Regions from separate parts of the Homo sapiens genome. Here region 2 is linked to region 1. Evidence: read pairs that join two places in POLR2A ChIA-PET (ENCODE). Cell type or tissue: A673. All regions are shown on one strand. Links, peaks and the distances in the headings refer to the core of each region. The heading gives the core; the rest is flanking DNA. Region 1 overlaps DCC (DCC netrin 1 receptor). Region 2 has its middle 210 kb from the start of LINC01630.

Region 1 (5,389 bases), core at 181-5,180:
GCTGCAAGTTGGGCTCAATTTCCACTCAAGAGTGGACCATGTGCCTGGTCTAAACTTATCACAATATCTTGTTTTCCTGACATTATGCTTGATTCAAGGATGACCTTAAGGCCCAATCAGAATCAAAGACAAAATGAGACTTTTGTTTTGTTTGTTTTGTTTTGTTTTGAGACAGAGTCTCACTGTTGCCCAGGTTGGAGTGCAGTGGCGCGATCTCGGCTCACTGCAGCCTCGAACTCACAATGAGACATTTTTAGAGACTTCTGGATAAGAGACTTATTACTGAAAGGAGTTGCTGCTGACATCTTTTGTCTCTGCAGAGAAGGCCAGACTGGGAATGTTGCAATTTCAGGTTAAGAGATATGGAGCAAGAGAAACCTCGCCACAGGGACCCAGTTTTACTCCCTGAATTAAGCCATAGCTGAAGCCATCTCTACTGCAGTATTTATAAATTACACAGACAAATTATTTTTTGCTTAGGAAAGTTATCTGGTCACTTGGAAATGAAAGATTTATCACATCACATAGCTTAGAAAGACTATGGATGCCTGGAAGACCTGGACCAACACTGAGTTGGGATGCGCACACCAGCTAGAGCAGCACTGTTATTGACGTTGTTGTCATCATCATTCTAGCTAAGGTTGCCTTTTAAGTGACATGAGGAATATCTGTTTTAATTATCTCAGCAATTCTGAGGCTATGACTATCCCCATTTTTCAGATGAGGACACTAAGCCCTGCCTTTTAACCACTGTGGTATTCACACTAGAACCAGGTTTCCAAGATTAGCTATCAGTAGTCTTTTGAATCACATTCAGGGTTTTTTAAATACTCCAGATTTTTCCTTCAAGTATCTGTTCAATGTGTTCAGTTCTGAAGCTGTTATCAATTCAACCACTGATCTGCTCTTCTTTCCCCTCTCCAGCTGAAAAGAATCTCTCTCTGTCCTCTAGGCTCATTTAGCAATTTAGCCATCAATTATAACTTACATACAGATTTAGATATAAATATAGACAGATAAATACATAAATAAATATATAGTTATACACACACAAACATCTCTTTCTATCTATATATCTTATCTATCTATCTATCTATCTAAATTTGTAGTTTCTCATATGTTTTAAGAGTGAGTCTTGGTACCAGAAAACATGGATTGGCATCACTGCTTCATAAAGGCTTGTTGTATGGCCTTAGGCAAACTATTTAAACTATCTCATCAGAAATATGCTCAAAATAATACCCAAGCCATGATATTGCTGGGAAGATTAGATAGTTTGAGAAAGAACTTTACAACCTGCAAAATTCTGTATAAGAGATTATTATATTTATTTTTACTCCCCATAGCACTGAAGCTCTAGATGTAGTTGGAGCTCAATAAATATTTGTGGAATGGGATTCAATTCAGGGGTGAGTGACAGCCTATATAAGTAAGAAAAGAGATAAGAATCTCTTGTTGGCTTTGATGGCATCCCACCTTCCCATCTATACATGTCACTTTTTCTTTTTTGCCTCTTTCTTACTACTGTTTACCCTTCATGCTCTATGTTATATACCTCTGATTTCTTCACCCCTTCATTTTTTTTAGCAAACTCCAGGAACATGTCAGAGACATGCTGGTGACTTTCTAGACTAACAGGCTAGTGATTCTGAGTTAAACTTTGCAAATTATTTATTCACAATCACAATATGCTCAAACTGTCTTTGGAAGTTGCACTAACAACTTTCTGATTGACAGGGTAGGTGCCTTTGCCAAGTACTCCTATGGCCAGAAATTAATCACCAGACTTAGGGTGATGAACTAACTATTGGTGGTCATGAATGCAGTTAACATACGCTAGAAAACAATAACATGCACTAGAAACCAAGGGACTTCATTCCATTATCTTCTACCGTATGCAACTTTTTATGATTCCTTTTTTAGTCCATCAGGATAATGCACTGTAAATCATCTGCTAGACAAGGCATCTACAAAGCTCTATTAATTCATCATAAATACACACATGTGATTGTGCACATAGTATGGTTATCATTTCTGAACTCTAAATATATTAAGTTTAACTGATATTCTTCAGCCCAATTGCCCCCATGCACAAATTTGCACAGTCTTCCAAAGGTAGCTAATTAATGAAGGACATTTTTAATATTTGCTGAGTATTGCTATTTATGTGTTATTAGAAAATGCACCCCTACCTCTGATTTCCCCTTTAATAGGAAGATGGCTTTCAGTTTGGCACGCACAATTTCTCTCATGCTGATGTAAAAAGTAGTTGAATTATGAGGCTTAATGGCATTTAGCATCTTTAATCTCCCTACTCACAGTTCTGCTGGTTATTTAGCCAGGGGAGTTCTTGTGGAAATACGCAGCATCTTGGTTTATAGTAGCAAACCAATAAGCAAATGTACCTGTATTTGAAGTGACAATGCCATTGAAGTTTTGGTCACCAGCTCTAAAGCTTCAAATCAGAGAAAAGGGCTTGTGCTTGGAATAGTGCCTCTTTACATTTTTACTTTCTTATTCTCCATCACTTTGTGGGAACTAGATAAAAGATGACTAGGGACAGGGCCATTACTTTCTTTGATGGCTTCAATATATCAGAAGGGGGCAGCCTTTCGTGTAAAGTTCCTCAAATGGGAATACTCTCTTTTATAGCTAGCCACCAGCTGTGAAATTGAGACTAGTCAGGAAATCAGTGAAGAAGAGGAAAATTTAGGCATGGCCCTGGGAAAAGAGGGAAGAGAAGAAAATGACAACTTTTTTTTCTGGTGTCTTTGACAGTTTAATAACATCTCTTTCATGGTGGAACACATGAGCTATCTGTGCCATGGCTCCAGGAAATATAGTCAAGTCCAACATACGTGTTTCTGAACACTAGCTTTGAGAATATAATCAACACGGCAAAAATTATAGAGTATCTGAGAGACAGAAAATTCAAATAGGGACCTCTTTCTATATTGGCTCTCTACAATATCATTAAAAAAATGGTCCTGAAGCAATCTCTTTGATAAATCAACAACTATAATATCTGATATTTTGGTAAGCTGTATGAGGATACAATTTTTTGATCTGTTTCGTTCTCTTTTGCCACTTCAGTGCCTACAAAAGCTAGCGTAAGATAGGTACTCTGTAAATATTTATTGATCAATGTGCAATAAAAACACTGGAGAGAAGTATTTCATTTCAACTCCTTCCTTCTGAAGAGCACAAAGGCTTTGGAGTAAAATACCCAGAAATAAATCTGCCTTTTTAAAATCAAGAATTCTTTGAGAAGTTGTCACAAAATATCAGAAATTAACTGAAATGAATTTAACTGAAATGCATTTTTATTTTTACTTTTATACTTTTCTAGTAAAATGTAAAGAGTTATACAAATTTAGAAGAATATATCTCTTTCTATTTATCTATATCTATTTTTATATCCATCCTTTTCAAATGATAAATTGCATTATGACCTATTACTAAATATTCCCTGAATAATTAGCTTTTCTTGGCAAAGTTTATTGCTGTTCGGTTTGGTTTAACGTGTATATTTCACTTTATACTTTGAATGATAATTTAGAATCATAGCCATAAGTCACAAAGTTTAAAGAAAAGTGAAAAATAAACTGAATAAGAGTTAACAGTAATTCTGGTTGTTACAGATCTTCTCAGGTTTAACAACGTAAAATATGACTTAGGTTAGGAAAGGTTTGGAAAAAATGTTTTTAATTTGACAAGGGCCTCTAAATATAACTCACTTTATATAGCAATGTCCCATTTCCATAACCTTAATTGCTTTCTCTTTCTTCCTTTTCTTTCACTCCCTCTCATCTCCGCATTATTCTCTTTATGTATTTTGCATTCAAAGCCACCTACTTTCGAAACTTACTGCCTAGAAGCAGATAGTGAATGTTTCAGAATTTGTGTTTCTTGAAACAGCATTTTTTTCATAGCTGAATTATAATAACTGGAGAAATCTGAGGATCTGAAGGTTGCAGTAATTTAGTAAAAGAGATCTGGAATCATTTTCCCAGTGAAAATACCAGCTGTACTATGAGGGCTGATTTTTCTTCTTTGATGAATTCTACACTGTGAAAGATACATAAGGTGAGTGGGATACCAGGAAAGGACAAGGAAGAAGGAACGTGGCTTCTAGCCCAGCACTTTGGTCTCATTTCCATTTATGAGGACAGAGATTTGTCAGCACATCAGCCTATCTTGGGAAGACTGCTCATTGGACGAATGTTTAGATACAGTAAGAACATTAGATCCAACATTATATGTGAAGATATTGATTTGATTTAAAAAGGAGAAAGAGAAAGAGAGAGAGAGAGAGATGGAGAGACAGAGAGACAGGACCAAGCTGATTGAAGCAAAGCCAACTGGCTGTTAGTTTGCAGGGACTCTCAGTAAGCTCTTTGCAAAAGGTAGCATAGTGCAGTGGTTTAGACTAACGCACAGATATACCTCTGTCGATGGACAACTTTGGTTCAAATCCCAGTTTCTCTCTTTACTAGTATTATAACCCTGGGCAAGTTATTTGCTCAAGAGATACATCTGCCTCAGCCTCCTGAGGAGCTGGGACTACAGGCACACATGCACCACCATGCCCAGATAATTTTTTTTTTTTTTGGAGAGACATGGTCTCGCTTTGTTGCCGAGACTGGTCTCGAGCTCCTGGCTTCAAGCAATCCTCCCACCTCAGCTTTCCAAAGTGTTAGGATTACCGAGACGAGCCACTGCACCCAGCCTAAACCACTACTTTAGGCAGTAATCTACCTCACTTAATCACCCAATGCTATGGCATAAACCTTGGGCATATGGCTCTAGTCACATTCCTTTAGGAATATTCTCAGTTGCACTTAGTACCAGAACACAATAATTACTAAACATTTAGAACTTCATTGGAGAGTAGGTACATGTCTTTTCCAGAGAATGTCTCGAGTAGCTAACATATCACTAAGACGGTATTTTTTACAAAGCACACGCTCACTGGGAAGGTGTTCACTTTATTCTCGAATGCTTAAAGAATGCATTGAAATTCAGCTTTATAAATGTGCCTCAACTATGGGCTTCCTGGTAACCAACATGGAAACCAAACTTGCCAAATGAGGAGTGTTTTCTTTGGGAAGACAGTCGAATGAGGAGTCAAAACTGTGGATGTGTTAAAGCATGTTACATCATACATGTAGCCATGCCCAAAAGCTAAGCACTACATAGCCAGACAGAAAACATTTTTTCCTTCACTTTCAGATATAAATTATCACCTGTAACATTTCTGTAGAAAAAGAGAACTCACATACATAAGACAGATTTAGGAGCAAGTTGAAATAGTCAAAGGAAGCTTCTGTTCATAGCAGTAAAAATAATGAACAATTATACAAGTTAAACTTTTGTTTATCTTTCCACT
Region 2 (5,389 bases), core at 214-5,213, 980 kb before region 1:
CAAAGTGCTGAGATCACAGATGTAAGCCACCATGCCCAGTCTATGTTTTCACTCTCTGACTCTGAGGAGATGGCACTTATGGAGAAAAAAAAAAAAATTCTGGGCTCTAAGTCTCTGTTGGTTATACCTTTTAGCTTTCATTAACTGATTATGTAACCAATTTATCTGAATTTCAGCTTCTTTATTTGTGAAATGATGGAGCTGAACCATATGACCACAGAACCCTTTCTCTTTTCACATACAAGAAATTTGGATAATTCCTCTTTGGGCCTGAAATAACAACATAAACTTTGACAAGTATTTATGTTTAATTAAAAAAAAAACTTAGTTATGTTTAATTCCTCAATTTAACTTTGGTTGACTAAAACCTCTTAGCTTTGGATTTCCTAGGGCTCGTGAATAGTACCTGATAACAAATCTGTGTAAATGAAGGTGAAACTATGCTGTCATTAGTGGCCTAAGGCTTCCTTAAGCAAGTCAGACAGTCCGGGGAGCAAACTGCTCTATACCAGACTGGCTCTCATGTTAGGTATCAACTCCTAGAAGTCACCTCCTGTGACAGAGGGCCAGATACCTGCCACTATTTCTTAATCATTGACTTAACCTATAAAGACACTGGAATGGAACCAGAGCATTTCTTTCCAGAGGAGAAGCACTGGCTGGAAAATTAATCAGCAGATTTGCTTTGTGACATGCACCCCTCCCACAGGGGAATACAGTGCAAAATACTCTTCCATATTACCATTCCCGATGCCAAAAGCCAGGTAGCCTTCCTTTATGAGTGTGGCCCAAGGATTACTTAGTGGAGAGAGACCCTGACTGTAAGTCCCATCAGGTTCTTGGCCTAATTGATGGATTAACTTGAAAATCTCCCTTCTCATGCCTGTTCTCCAACGTTTTTTTTCCCACCAACTAAATGAGGAAGTTGGGCTATTTCAACATTTTCCTAAGTAGATCAACATCTTCCAAAGAGTGTTACACTTGAAGAGTTAAATAAAATAAATCTAATGAAAAAGCGTTCCGTGGTGAAATGTTTTGGAAATAGTGCATCAAACAATGTAAACAGCTTTATTACTACAGAACTTCTTGTGGCTTCTACTGTGCAGATGTGATTTTGACTCTCATAAGGGAGTTAAAATGAACCTTTCCCAAAATTTATTTGAAAATGATTTTTATTGTTAGTGAGGGAGTATTGTGTGACAGAAACTGGGGTTCATCAAGGTTGTTTCAGCATTATGAATCCAGGAGTAAAAGGTGATGCAGTAATCATTTTAGAAGGGGGGTTGAAACATCTATCAAACCCTAATATCCTTCAAGGTCCCTGTGAAGATCCACATCCTCTGGGGAGCCACTCTGTATTTCACTGTTTTCCAACAGGAACCTTCTTCTCGACTCAATGAAGAGTTCATTGTCTATGGCCAAATGAAAAGGGAATTATCCGAGTACTTTTGAATAATTTGGTGCAGTTTTTCTTTGGCTTCTATTGACTCCCCAAGCTTCATATAATGATGTTTTTTATTCTCAATTTTCTGAAGTACAGCTGTATGAAAAAGTCAATACATAAAAATCCAAACATATAAGGCATAATAATGAAAGGAGAACTATTCATATCACAGAGAACTCTTCACTTTACAAAATGATTCCTTCCAGGGTTTATTTTAAAGAGAAAGGGAGTTGGAGACACTGAAGGAAATTCATTGATTGTACTTTTTTTTTGGGTCTAAGTTCTGCAGGAACTAGCCTTTTAGTAACTTTAGGCTTTAAAAGTATTTTCTTACATGCCTGTTTAGCCTCCTGTTAAGATTGAGGCCCTACTGAAAGCCAGTGGTTGATTCAGCATATGGAGGCTTAGAGATGGCATACCTCTATCCTCACACTGCCTCTGGCCTGCTCTTTGGCTCCCTGCTGAGCAAAGAGGACTTTCCCACTAGCAGAGATCACTGTTTGAAGGCAGCCAGACTCTCCTAGAACTTCATTATTCATTTTCCCAGGGTTGCTTGCAGCTTGGAGACTTATTTATTTTTCAGATATTATTATACTTAATTAAAAACCTTGGGAAATAAATTTTTTTTTGGCCATGCATCTGAAACATATGTTCTATTTTGCCAGCTGTCCAAGTGGCTAAGACTTTCTATCCCCTAGTTGGGAAAACTACTTTAGACAGCTACAATGAATCAAGATGTACACAAACTTGATTTTAAAGGTGTTTCCTGCCTTGTTAACCCAATCATTATAAGACAAAGGAACAGTTGGATCGTTGCTATGTTGGCAAAACGCATTAGCTTTCTTGTAAGGGTGATTTGCCACTTCAGGGATAATTAGGCCACTTAAACGCTTATCTTAGTCAATGGACTGGGAAGTCTTTATCCTTATCATGAGTGATGTGGTTCAAAGAAAATCTCAGTTCTAAATGGAGAGGCTGTTTCAGCACAAGTAGTACCTACTAGGTTGCTGGACATTTTAATCTTTAGAATTTACCAACAGCCTGGTTTATGTAGCGCCAAGACTTATCTCTAAAATATTTCTTCCTTCTCTAATTAAGTAGAATTTTCTATCATTGGTTACTCTTTTGTGTGTGTGTGTGGCAGGGGATGGGGAGGTTAAGCAATGATGTTTTGTAAATTCATAAATTTAGGGGAGGAGTAATCAATTGAAACACAAAATCCTGAAAAAAAAAATGTCCTTTCCCCGGTTCTCTTCTGCTGCTTGTTTGAGAAAAGGGAATGTAGCATTGAGTAAGGGGTGGAGAAGGGACCAAGACATCCCTGCATCCCACCCACTTACCCCTGTAGCTCAGACTTGCGGTGAGATGCAGGTGACAGGAGATGGGTGTGCTTGGCTAATTTCTCCTATGACTGTGAAACATTATTACAGTCCCAGGGAGTAGGGGAGTCCCATCCTGGCCCTGGCTCTGTGATCATGAGGCTAGCTCAACTTCTCCATTTTCTCACGGTAAAGTATTCCCATATCCCTTCCTTTCTTGGGTTACATGTGTCAATGAAGAGTCAAACTTTGTAAAACATTTAAAGAAATTTATTCTGAGCCAAATATAAATGACCATAACCCCTGACACAGCCCTCAGGAGGTCCTGAGAACATGTGCCCATGGTGGTTGAGGCACAGCTTTGTTTTATACGTTTTAGAGAGGCATGAGGCATAAATCAAATATATTTAAGAAATGCATTGGTTTGGTTCAGAAAGGCAGGACAACTCAAAGAGTGGGGGCAAAGGGGGGCTTCCAGGCTATAGGTAAATTTAAACATTTTCTGATTGACAATTGGTTGAGTTTGTCTAAAGATCTGGGATCAATAGAAAATAAATGTTCAGGTTAGGATAAAAGACTGTGGAGACCAAGGTTATTTTGATGTCTTATAGTGGCCGACCTTAGAGACAATAGATGACAAATGTTTCCAATTCAGACCTTTAAAAAGATGCTAGATGCTGACTGAATCTCTTCAGGATTGGTAGGGCCTGGAAGAAAAAGATCTAACTATGTAATTAGAGCTTCTTTACAGATTCACATTTTCCCACAAAGGACAGCTTGGCGGGGCCATTTCAAGATCTGGCAAATAAACAAGTTTTGGGGTAAAATATTTTGATTTTCTTGCTTGTCTCATAATGTTATGCCAGATTCAGGGTGGAAAGAAAGTCACAATATATAGGGCTAAATAAAACCTGTCTGACAAGAATTTATGGTTTGTAGGGCATGACTCCCCAGACCTTTTAGATAGGAATTTGGGCAAGATTAAAAAAAAATTGGAGCTTAGTCCTCACACAGAATGTTGTAAATATATGTTTAAAAAATATATTTATACAATACTTTTATAAAAACATGTATTGTAAATAAAGCTGGCATTCTACCGAGACTGTATATTTGAAAAGTATAGATTATGATGATTAATGGACAAGGAGCATGAATTTTTCTTTGCTTCTTTTATATTCTGTTTGATGTACATGGAAGGAACACAGGTATCAGAATTGGACCCATCTGGTTTTGAATTCTGACTTTGCTAATTACAGAACTCAGTTTCCTCACCTATAAAACAGAGATAGTGATATCTCTTTCATGGGGTTATTATGAAAACTTGGGAAATTCTATTGCTTTGAATTGCATTCTCCGGATTTGTGACAAGCAACCTTTTCCTAATATCTTTTCCCCCACTTTGGGTCAGTGGGAGGATCTGTGGTGCTGGTGATGTTTTATATCTTGATCTGAGAGGGGGTTACATGTGGAGAATTTATTTTATGAAAAATTATTGAGCTGTACATTTAAGGTCTCTGCCTATATGTTATTTGTAGTAAACGGTTTGCTAGATAAATACCATTTTTATTTAAAAAATTCAATGCTGGATGGCTAGAAAGTTTCTGTAGGCCATAATTAAAAGACACGTCATTATTCCAGAAATCCTAAAATGTAGACAAAAGAAGAATACAACTTACAATTCAGCACTCATGTATTCATGCATTCATGTATTGTTTTCATTGTGATATAACTGATAAACAAAATGTATAGAGTTTAAATGTACAATTCAATAAGTTTTGATACCTATATACATTCATGAAATTAGAGCCCCAATCAAGATATAGACCATTTCTATCACTGCTTCAAGTTTCCTTGTGTTTCTTTCCAGTCAATGGCCTACCTAGAGGAAACCAATTGTTCTTTATGTCCCATTGAATTAGTAGCGCTTGTCCTTGAACATCTTAAATAGAATAATACAGCATATATATGCTTGTATTTGTCTTCCTTCACTTGTCATAATGTTTTTGATACTCATTCAAGTGTTGAATGTACTAATAGTTAATCTTTTATTTTATTAATATACCACATTTATGTATCTATTTCCCTATTATTGAATATTTGGGTTGTTTCTAGTTTGGGGTTATTATGAAGAAAACTGTTCAACATTCCTGCACAAGTCTTTCTTGAAATGTGACTTGTCTAAGAAATCTTTGCTTAACTTCAGGTGATAAAGATAATTTCCTGCATTTTCTTTTAGAAGCTTTATCTTTTTCTTTTATGTTTATGTCTATGATCTATCAAATTAATTTTTGTGCATACTGTGAGGTAGGGATCAAAGTTCATTTTTTTCCAGCTGCATTTGTTGAATGAAACCTTTTCTTTCCTCATTGTATTACCTTGCCTCACCTATTGACTGTCAACCAGCTGTAAGTGTGTAGGTCTATGTCTGGGCTTTCTATTCTGTTTTGTTGATCTCCTTACTTACTCTTATGCCAATAATACATGGCCTTGATTACTGTAGTTTTAGTGTAAGTCTCATTATGTAGTGAATATCTATGTATGTATGTATGTATCTCTCTATCTATCTTTAGGTAATGCTAATGCATTTGTAAACCTCTCTACAATGGAGATGAACTGCATCTAGTGT

What was found. Peaks named below come from ENCODE experiments on the same cell type or tissue, not always from the same donor. Only the 100,000 strongest peaks of a DNase experiment are listed, where the experiment ranks them.
Region 2: POLR2A ChIA-PET joins it to region 1 with 5 read pairs; 1 of 35 experiments calls an interaction of 5 or more read pairs at or near these places.

The regions. Positions count from the first base shown.
Region 1 is chr18:52,580,110-52,585,498 of GRCh38, forward strand. All of the region lies in intron 1 of DCC (DCC netrin 1 receptor), which reads left to right. Among named protein-coding and RNA genes, the nearest start is that of DCC, 240 kb to the left of the region's middle. In A673, for the core only: a CTCF peak has its summit at 2,607 (motif pointing right); a DNase peak (open chromatin) is centred at 2,622; H3K27ac peaks cover 100 bases.
Region 2 is chr18:51,601,420-51,606,808 of GRCh38, forward strand. No RefSeq gene overlaps it. Among named protein-coding and RNA genes, the nearest start is that of LINC01630, 210 kb to the left of the region's middle. In A673, for the core only: no CTCF peak of the experiment used is centred there; a DNase peak (open chromatin) is centred at 2,302.